Linked DNA regions of Homo sapiens: all the other regions are linked to region 1. Evidence: chromatin contacts called from ENCODE Hi-C or POLR2A ChIA-PET data. All regions are on one chromosome and are shown on one strand. The core of a region is the stretch at or near the end of the contact, and the rest is flanking DNA. Distances in the headings are between cores, read along the strand shown. Region 1 holds the start of RNF34 (ring finger protein 34). Region 2 holds the start of CLIP1 (CAP-Gly domain containing linker protein 1). Region 3 holds the start of SIRT4 (sirtuin 4).

Region 1 (2,700 bases), core at 51-2,550:
GACATTATCTGAGCAGCACTTGAAGCAAGAGAAATACATACTCTGATGCATTATTTCAGTCTAAGGAAGTGGCCTGCCACGCACTCTCTCTCTCTCCGTGTGTTTTAATCTAATATAGCACAACTTGTCGAAGCAAATCTATAATGTATATAAATAACAGAACAGTCTTAGGTCCTCATGAAGAGCGAACTGACTTTTTTATGTTTAAAATCTTAAATACTGGTTAAGTTAGAGGTGAGATTAAAAAGTGTAGGAAAATCGGCTGGGCCCGGTGGCTAATCTCAGCACTTTGGAAGGCCGAGGTGGGCGGCTCACCTGAGGCCAGGAGTTCTAGACCAGCCTGGCCAACACAGTGAAAACCAGTCTCTACTAAAAATAGAAAAAATTAGCCGGGTGTGGGGCGGGCGCACGAAGTCCCAGCTACTAGGGAGGCTGAGGCAGGAGAATCCTTTGAACCCGGGAGACGGAGGTTGCAGTGAGCCGAGATCACACTATTGCACTCCAGCCTGGGCAAGAGCAAGACCTTGTCAAAAATAAAAAAAAGGTGTAGGAAAATAAACTGTCATCCAGTACAGCTGAAGAAATCGATACCTTAATTTACAACCTCAGTTTCTCTGTCCAAAGGCAATTCCAAGACTCGAGCAAATTCTTTTATTATGCTACGATTTTGGTTATTTTGAATACAGCTTTTCAAAGAGCCCTTGGGATTTGAGAGCCCTTGGTTTTCTAAGTGTTTTCAATAAGTCTTGTTTTTAAAGGCCGCGTCCTAGCGAGTGCAGCTGCCGCTCCTTACCGGACCCACGAGTGAGGAGCCCCGAGGTCATCACCGAGCATGAACGCGGGAACGTCTGGGAAGGAAATCTGAGGCCCTGCTCTGACGGTCATAACAAAGGCCTTCGAGCCAACCGGCGTGTTCAAATTCACCACGGCCCTTCCCGCGCTCCCCTCCCCGGAAACTTGACCACCTAGCCCAGAAAGCCGCAGCAGCTTCCTCAGGGACGCTATCTCCCATTTCAAACACCCAACCGAGAAAGCAGCGCCGCAGCGCGCCTTCCGCCACGCCCAGGTCCGCAGGTCTTCGCTCGGGGCGGAAAAGAATCCTCCCCGCGCACTCCCAGCCAGGAGGAACGCCAGAGGCCCCGCCCAATCCCTGTCGCTTCATTGGCTCTGGTGACCGGCCTCCCGAAAGTCGGCTTCCTATTGGTCGTCGTGGCCGCCGCTCTGCGCTTTTACCGGGGCACGCGGCGAGCGTGACCACGCCCCTTACGTCCGGACGCTCGGTCGCCTCCCGGGGCGCGGTAATCACCGCCCAGAGGGAAGGAGGTCGGCAGTGTGAGGAGCTGCTATGGTGCTGAGTTTCCTGGTAGAGCCGGCCGAGCTGAGGCGGTCGCGGCCATGAAGGTGAGGGGCCGGTGGAGCCGGACAGACCCTCCTCGCCAATCCTATCCTGCCAGGGCACCTGAAGCGCCTCCTTTCTTTCCGCCTTAGCGGTTACCTAGTCGTCATCTCGGAGAGCTGCGCTGAGGGGGGTCGCTTGCCCGGCTTCAGGTGCCCCAACCGAGCCAGGGCAGGCTGCCGGACCCTCTCGAGCTCCTCCAGTGCCACCCCCGTCAGCGACCCGAGCGGTGGGGAGAAGCCGGGCGTCCCTAGCGTTCGCGCCGGGTGGGCCCCTCTCTGCGCCGGGCCCTGTGCGCCTCCTCGGGGGCCTGAGGCAGAGCCGCCAGGGCTCGCCTGAGCCTCGGTCCCTTGGCGCGCGGCGTGCCCTTTCCCGCCCCGAGTCCTTGAACTAACCCAAGTGTTGGGGACATCGTGGGACCGAGGAGAACAGGAGGGGTGCAGGGGGTGGTGAGGCTAGGGCCAGGCTAACGGGTTAAAGAACTCTCAGGGTGGGGATGCCACCCGGAAGGGGTGCTTCGTAGGCTGCACGTCGGGGCCGCGAACTAGAGAAGGCTGGATGTGCCTCCATCGCCACTAGGTAAACGCAGCAAGGAATTTGGCAGCTTGAGTTCTCCAAGGTGGGAGTGAGAGCGTGGGAGCATTACTGATGAGAAGTTGAAGAAAAGGGGAAAGGGGAGCGGGGTTTCCGGCCTACTTCTGAGAGATGATTCTCAACCCGATCACTGAGAGTTCTGAAGAGCTTTGTGAACAGCAGTCAGTTCAGGGTATTGATTCATTTGCCGAACTCAAACCAAGTGGGATGAGTCATAAGGTGATGATAACTTTCAGACCTAGATGGTTTCGTTAATCTCAGTGCAGAGGTGTGCTGGGGGTGGGTAATCTAGCAGGTGAGCTGCTAGATTAACGCTGTCTCCATAAAGCGTCAAAGATTTACTATAGAAGATTGAAAAAGAGTGTCAGCTGGTCACAGAAATTCAGCACATGTTTTGTTGAACGTTTTCTGTGCGTTAGCCAAGAGGGAGACATGGTGAAGAGAAGTAATTCAAAATACAGTCTCATCCCTTAGGAAGGCAGTTTACCATTCAAAAGAAGAGTTATTTGTAAGTAACCATATTACAAGGCAGAAGGCTATAGGTATCAAAAAAAAAAAAAAAAAAAAGGCAGGGACAAAACACAGGAGCCAGAAAGGATACTTCTGGCTACAGAAAGCAAGGAATATTTTTGGAATAGGTAACTTTGGAACTGTGCCTTGAAGTATGAGGATATTGTAAAAGCTTATTTTTAACTTTCCAGTTTAGTTAT
Region 2 (2,700 bases), core at 5-2,504, 1.0 Mb after region 1:
TCAAATAATAAGAACAGCCAGAATCATAACCCTAATGACAGCAGTGGCCACAGCACTTAATACTTATAGAGCTGCTAGGGGCCACTGTCCTAAAAGAGGAAGAAGGCCAGGCTGCTGAATCACACACACACAATTACAGAATCTTCTCCACCCTTTGTTTTAAAAAACAGTTCACTGGCGCCCAAGTTTTGCTAAAAACAGGTATCTAAACCGATGACGGACAACGTGTAATTTCTTCATACCAAAGAGGTGGGGCTGTGCAGGGAGGAGGGGGTGGCGCTCGGCTCCTGCCAGATGGAAAAGCCACATGAAGTGGAGAAACAGCCGGATTCAGGATTCACCCCCGAATCAAAACCCGATTTTTGAAAGGCAGGACCTTCCAATTCGGGCAATCGCTAGGTTCTGCTTGTAAAATAACCTCTGAACAAGTGTCATCTGCCTTCCGCGCCAATCCCCTGCCGCGGTAGAAGGTTCGGATTACCGGGCAGCGGTGTGATTTCGGAAACCCGAGAGCGATCTGGCCACCTCCAGCCTTCCCCGGTCTCCGAGAATCACAGCCCCACTTGAGAGGAAAACAAAAGCCGGGGCAGCGGGGGAGGCCGGGCCAGGGTGCCCTCCATGCCGGATCGCGGGCGCCGGGCACCCGGGGCCTGAGGAATGCTCAGGTGACAGGCGCGGCGCCCGGGGCAACAGGTCCCGCCCGGCTTCGGCCTCCCGGGGTCCGGCCGATCCCACATCCGCCCCGGGGCCCAGGAGAGGGAGCGGGGCGCCAGGGAGAGAGCGGCGCCTGGGGCGGCGCAGGGGCAAGGAGTCCAAGCTCCATCTTGAGGCGGGCGGAGGAAGCGAAGGCCCGGCTCGGCGCTGACAGGGCCGCCACTTTTCCAGCTCCGGAGGAGCCCCCCAGGGACCCCCGGCCTCCGGCGCCGGCCACCCGAGACTCCCGCGGTCCCCTCCCGGACGGCTCCGGCGCGCGAGGCTCGGCCCCGCTCCCGGACGCCGGGCTTCGACCCCCGACCCGACCCTGGGCGGGCCCCGCAGGCCGGGAAGCCGGCAGGGGAGCAGGGGGTGCCGGGAAAGGGAGAGGGCCCGCGCCGCCCCCTGCTCACCTCCTCGGACGCCGCCGGTCGCCGCCACCTGTCCCACTGCAGCAGCAGCAGCCGCCGCGGCCGCCGCCTCCCGCCTCCCGGCTCGTCGGCTCGGGGCGGGGGAGAGCGTGACGCGCCGCCGCCGCCGCGGGGCCGGGCGGGCGCGCGCTGCCAGGAGAAGACGCCGCGCGGCTCCTCCCAGCGCTCCGCCGCCGCGCCCGCCCGGCCGGCCCGGCCGGCCCGGCCCCTCGAGTCCGCACCGGCCCTGCGGCCCGCGCCCGGCCCCGCGCCGCCCCGCCGCCTCTTTGTCTGCGCCCACCGCGGCCCCGGGAGGACCCTGGCCCCGGCGCGCCCGCCGCTCCGCCCTCGAACCCTCCCGAGCCCCGGCTTGGGGAGCAAGGTGCGAGGGAAAACCCACAGGCCTGCTCCGAGGGGCTTCTCGTCATTTCTGCAAAGTGTTCCCAGAATTTGCAAGTCACACCCAAGAGCCCCATTCAGCCTCGACCTCAGCCCGCTCTTTGGGGCTGATTCATTTGTTTGCCCTCCCCTTCCCGCCAGACAAGGGTGAGAAATCCTTTGAAACAGGCTGCAAGGCGCTTCCGAAGCAGGTTAAGTTGGGGATTGGGAAGGATCATCTCTGCCCTCGCCTCCCTCCAGGGAAAGACCCTGGATGAGGCGTCCCTGGAGAAAATGCTGAAAGGAACTGTAGAGCAGGTTAAGCTTGGGAAGAACTGTATCTGCTCCCCACTTCCCTCCGGGAACGACCGCGGGTTAAAAATCCTTTGAAACGATCCCAGGGTTTGCTCCGTTCGTTTGAGAAAAGCCCCTTTTATTCGCCCTGGCTGCTTGGACGGAAGCCCTGGTTAGTGTCCCATCCTCCTTCCCCCCTGGGATTTCCTTTAAAAGCTTTTGAAAGGGACAGGAGGGAAGGCTGCAACAGCCTGCTCGGGGCTGGGGTAGCAGAGGGCGGCCAGCATTTCACTCCCATGGACCATGGCAACCCCAGAAGCCTTACATCTCCAGGGAGGAATTTGCAGCTGTCGGGGAAGCCCAGGATTTTGTGGTGGATAAGGGGGCAGGGGCTTCCTCCTCCTTGCCAGTAGAAGAGAATAATCGGCGGGTGACCCCTCTAGCTGACCTTTATTCAAAGCACCGTGCTGCCTGGACCAGCAGGAAGAGGGAACTGCTCTGGTAATGCACGAAGTTCTGAACTATGTAAATTTGTCTCCTGGCCCCTCCTCTCCATTCATGTCTGAAATCCCTCGAAATGCTGTTACCTAATTCAACATCGCCCTAATTTACAGGCTGCAAGGTCAGGTGGTGGTGGTACTCCTGAAATCCCATATCCATATTCCTAATCTGAAAGGCGCGCCTCACCCCCTAATCTAAACAGTCTTCAGCTGTAATCAGCAAGCTGTGGAATCATAGATGTCATAGGATGAGGCACAGACCACTTCTAATGGGGGAGTTCAGCTAGGAACACTTATGGGCTTGTCTTTTCTTCTCTACTCAGTAGGCTGAGCCTGTCTTTATTAAAAATATTGTTTTGGGGCTGGGTGTGGTGGCTCACGCCTGTAATTCTAGCACTTTGAGAGACCCAGGTGGGTGGATCACC
Region 3 (2,700 bases), core at 90-2,589, 1.1 Mb before region 1:
AATTGGAGAAGCCAAGCAGGTTAAGTACATTAGTCCAGGTATAATATATTTGGCTTCATATTAACTGTAAAAACATCACTTTTGGCTGGGCACAGTGGCTTACGCCTGTAATCCCAGTACTTTGGGAGGCTAGGGTGGGCAGATCACGAGGTCAGGAGATCAAGACCATCCTGGCTAACATGGTGAAACCTTGTCTCTACTAAAAATAAAAAAATTAACCGGGCGTAGTGGCATGCGCCCATAATCCCTGCTACTCAGGAGGCTGAGGCAGGAGAATTGCTTGAACCCGGGAGGCGGAGGTTGCAGTGAGCCGAAATGGCACCATTGCACTCCAGCCTGGGCAACAGAGCGAGACTCCGTCTCAAAAACAAACAAACAAACAACAACAACAACAACAACAAACTATCACTTTTTCAGATATGTATAAACACATTTCTTCACAAGTTCAAGGTATTTTACCAATAGCAAATAACTTGATACTGTCGTTGTGAATGAAAAGGATCACAAACTCTGATGTTTAGAATGAGTCAAATCTAGGCCGGGAACAGTGGCTCAGGCCTGTAATCCCAGCATTTTGGGGGGCCGAGGTTGGCGGATCACCTGAGGTCGGGAGTTCGAGACCAGCCTGGCCAACATGGTGAAACTCTGTCTCTACTAAAAATACAAAAACTTTAAAAAAAAGTCAAATCTAGATCCATGATTAATGACGTGCTCATTTCACATTGCATGTTTGTATCAAAACATCTCATGTGGGTAAAGCATAGACAGGCACAGAGAAAAGAAAAAAAGACAAAAAATAAGAGAAAAGATGGCCGGGCGCAGTGGCTCACGCCTATAATCCCAGCACTTTGGGAGGTCAAGGCGTGCGGATCACCTGAGGTTAGGAGTTCAAGACGAGCCTGGCCAACATGGCGAAACCCCCGTCTCTACTAAAAATACAAAAATAATCCCAGCTACTCGGGAGGCTGAGGCAGGAGAATCGGTTGAACCCGGGAGAGGGAGGTTGCAGTGAGCCGAGATCGTGCCACTGCACTCCAGACTGGAGTTTTTTCAAAAAAAAAAAACAACAACTCCGTCTTAAAAAAAAAAAAGAAAAAAGAAAAAAAATCTTATGTACACTATAAATATATACACCTACTAAGTGCCCACAGAAATTGAAAACAAAGAAAAAAATCCATGATTAAAAGCTTTTATATTAACGGGGGAACCTCTGACCAGAAAGAGCCGACAGGGGGCGTTCCTGGATGATCTGGGGCTGTCAATTGCGAGACGCGGAGGATTGTGGGACTTGTGGTTTTTCTCGCATCATTTAAGCTTTCTGGACTACATGTCCCAAAATGCAAATGCAATCAGACGGTCCCACTGTGGGGTGTGAAGTGTCCGTAGAGCTGTGAGAGGTAAGTGTGTTCTGTGTGTGCTGCGGATTTCTAGAAGTTGTGGATTTCTTGTGAGGGATTCTATTTCTCCTCTTTGCCCTCGGTGGGACCTGGAAGAGAGTAGTTGTTCCACTGATGCACGTTTTCAGCGGGGGTTTCCCCTGACCCTTTGGTCTCGGGAAACCGGACTGTGTGTTTGTTCAGCTGTTCACGTTTTGCTGTGGAATGTCAAGGAGAAAGCGGGGTCCTGATCTCAGATCTGGAAAGCCAAACATAAAATAATGTTTACATACGGGGTGCATGTCACTAGAGGATTTATGCATTGCATTGTGTCAAATAATATGTCAAAGTTTTTTCTTTTTCTTTTTTTTTTTTTTTTTGATACGGAGTCTTGCTTCTTCGCCCAGGCTGGAGTGCAACGGCGCGATCTCGGCTCACTGCAACCTCCGCCTCCCGGGTTCAAGCAATTCTCCTGCCTCAGCCTCCCTAGTAGCTGGGATTACGGGCACGTGCCACAATGCCCGGCTAATTTTTTTTGTATTTTTAGTAGAGTCGGGGTTTCACCATGTTGGCCAGGCATGTCTCGAACTCCTGATCTCAAGTGATCTGCCTGCGTCGGCCTCCCAAAGTGCTGGGATTTCAGACGTGAGCCACCGCACCCGGCCCTCTATTGTTACAGCTAGAAAAGCTGACGGGCAGGGGTCTTGTCTCTCTGATGTGTCCAAGTAGCAGAGCTTGCAGTGGAGGGTAAACTAAAATAAGGGGGAAATGAAAAAATAAAAGGAATGCGTGTGTGTGCTTAATTACATGAACAAAATCAAACAAAACCTGACTCATTAGGGCCAGACTCAGAGGCTCACACCTGTAATTCCAGCACGTTGGGAGGCCGAGGCGGGCAGATCACTAGAGCTCAGGAGTTCGAGACTAGCCTGGCCAACATGGTGAAACCCTGCCTCTACTAAAAATACAATAATTAGCCGGGCATGGTGGCCATGTAGTCCCAGCTATTCTGGAGGCTGAGGCAGGAGAATCACTTGAACCCGGGAGGCGGCGGTTACAGTGAGCCAAGATCATGCCACTGTACTCTAGCCTGGGCAACAGAGGGAGACTCTGTCTCAAAAAACAAAACGAAAACAAACAAACAAAAAATGAGAAAAAAAAAAAACCACCCCAGTTTCTCACATGAGGCTTCTTTTTCTCTAGAATGAAGATGAGCTTTGCGTTGACTTTCAGGTCAGCAAAAGGCCGTTGGATCGCAAACCCCAGCCAGCCGTGCTCGAAAGCCTCCATTGGGTTATTTGTGCCAGCAAGTCCTCCTCTGGAC

The links. Hi-C counts contacts between places; a loop is a spot of excess contacts on that map. ChIA-PET counts read pairs that join two places held with the same protein, here RNA polymerase II (POLR2A). Pooled maps may share reads with other maps.
Region 2: a map of B cell shows a loop between it and region 1 (19-fold over the local background). The contact joins the promoter of CLIP1 here to the promoter of RNF34 in region 1. A Hi-C loop is called at or near these places in 1 of 168 maps with a recorded cell type or tissue (B cell) and 2 of 50 pooled maps. POLR2A ChIA-PET finds 5 or more read pairs at or near these places in 2 of 52 experiments (H1 and activated B cell).
Region 3: a loop to region 1 is called in a pooled map, with 4 times the contacts of the local background. The contact joins the promoter of SIRT4 here to the promoter of RNF34 in region 1. A Hi-C loop is called at or near these places in 1 of 37 single-sample maps with no recorded cell type and 10 of 50 pooled maps. POLR2A ChIA-PET finds 5 or more read pairs at or near these places in 5 of 52 experiments (CD4-positive, alpha-beta T cell, CD4-positive, alpha-beta memory T cell, HEK293 and 2 more).

What each region holds. Positions count from the first base shown.
Region 1 is chr12:121,398,818-121,401,517 of GRCh38, forward strand. RNF34 (ring finger protein 34) reads left to right here and starts at 1,301. Exons shown (of 6, transcript NM_025126.4): 1 at 1,301-1,401. The coding sequence starts at 1,396. RefSeq lists enhancers at 844-923, 1,409-1,940, 1,941-2,472.
Region 2 is chr12:122,421,415-122,424,114 of GRCh38, forward strand. It overlaps CLIP1 (CAP-Gly domain containing linker protein 1), which reads right to left and starts at 1,255. Exons shown (of 26, transcript NM_001247997.2): 1 at 1,107-1,255. RefSeq lists silencers at 552-951, 972-1,321 and an enhancer at 2,431-2,530.
Region 3 is chr12:120,300,982-120,303,681 of GRCh38, forward strand. SIRT4 (sirtuin 4) reads left to right here and starts at 1,340. Exons shown (of 4, transcript NM_012240.3): 1 at 1,340-1,397; 2 at 2,580-2,700. The coding sequence starts at 2,581.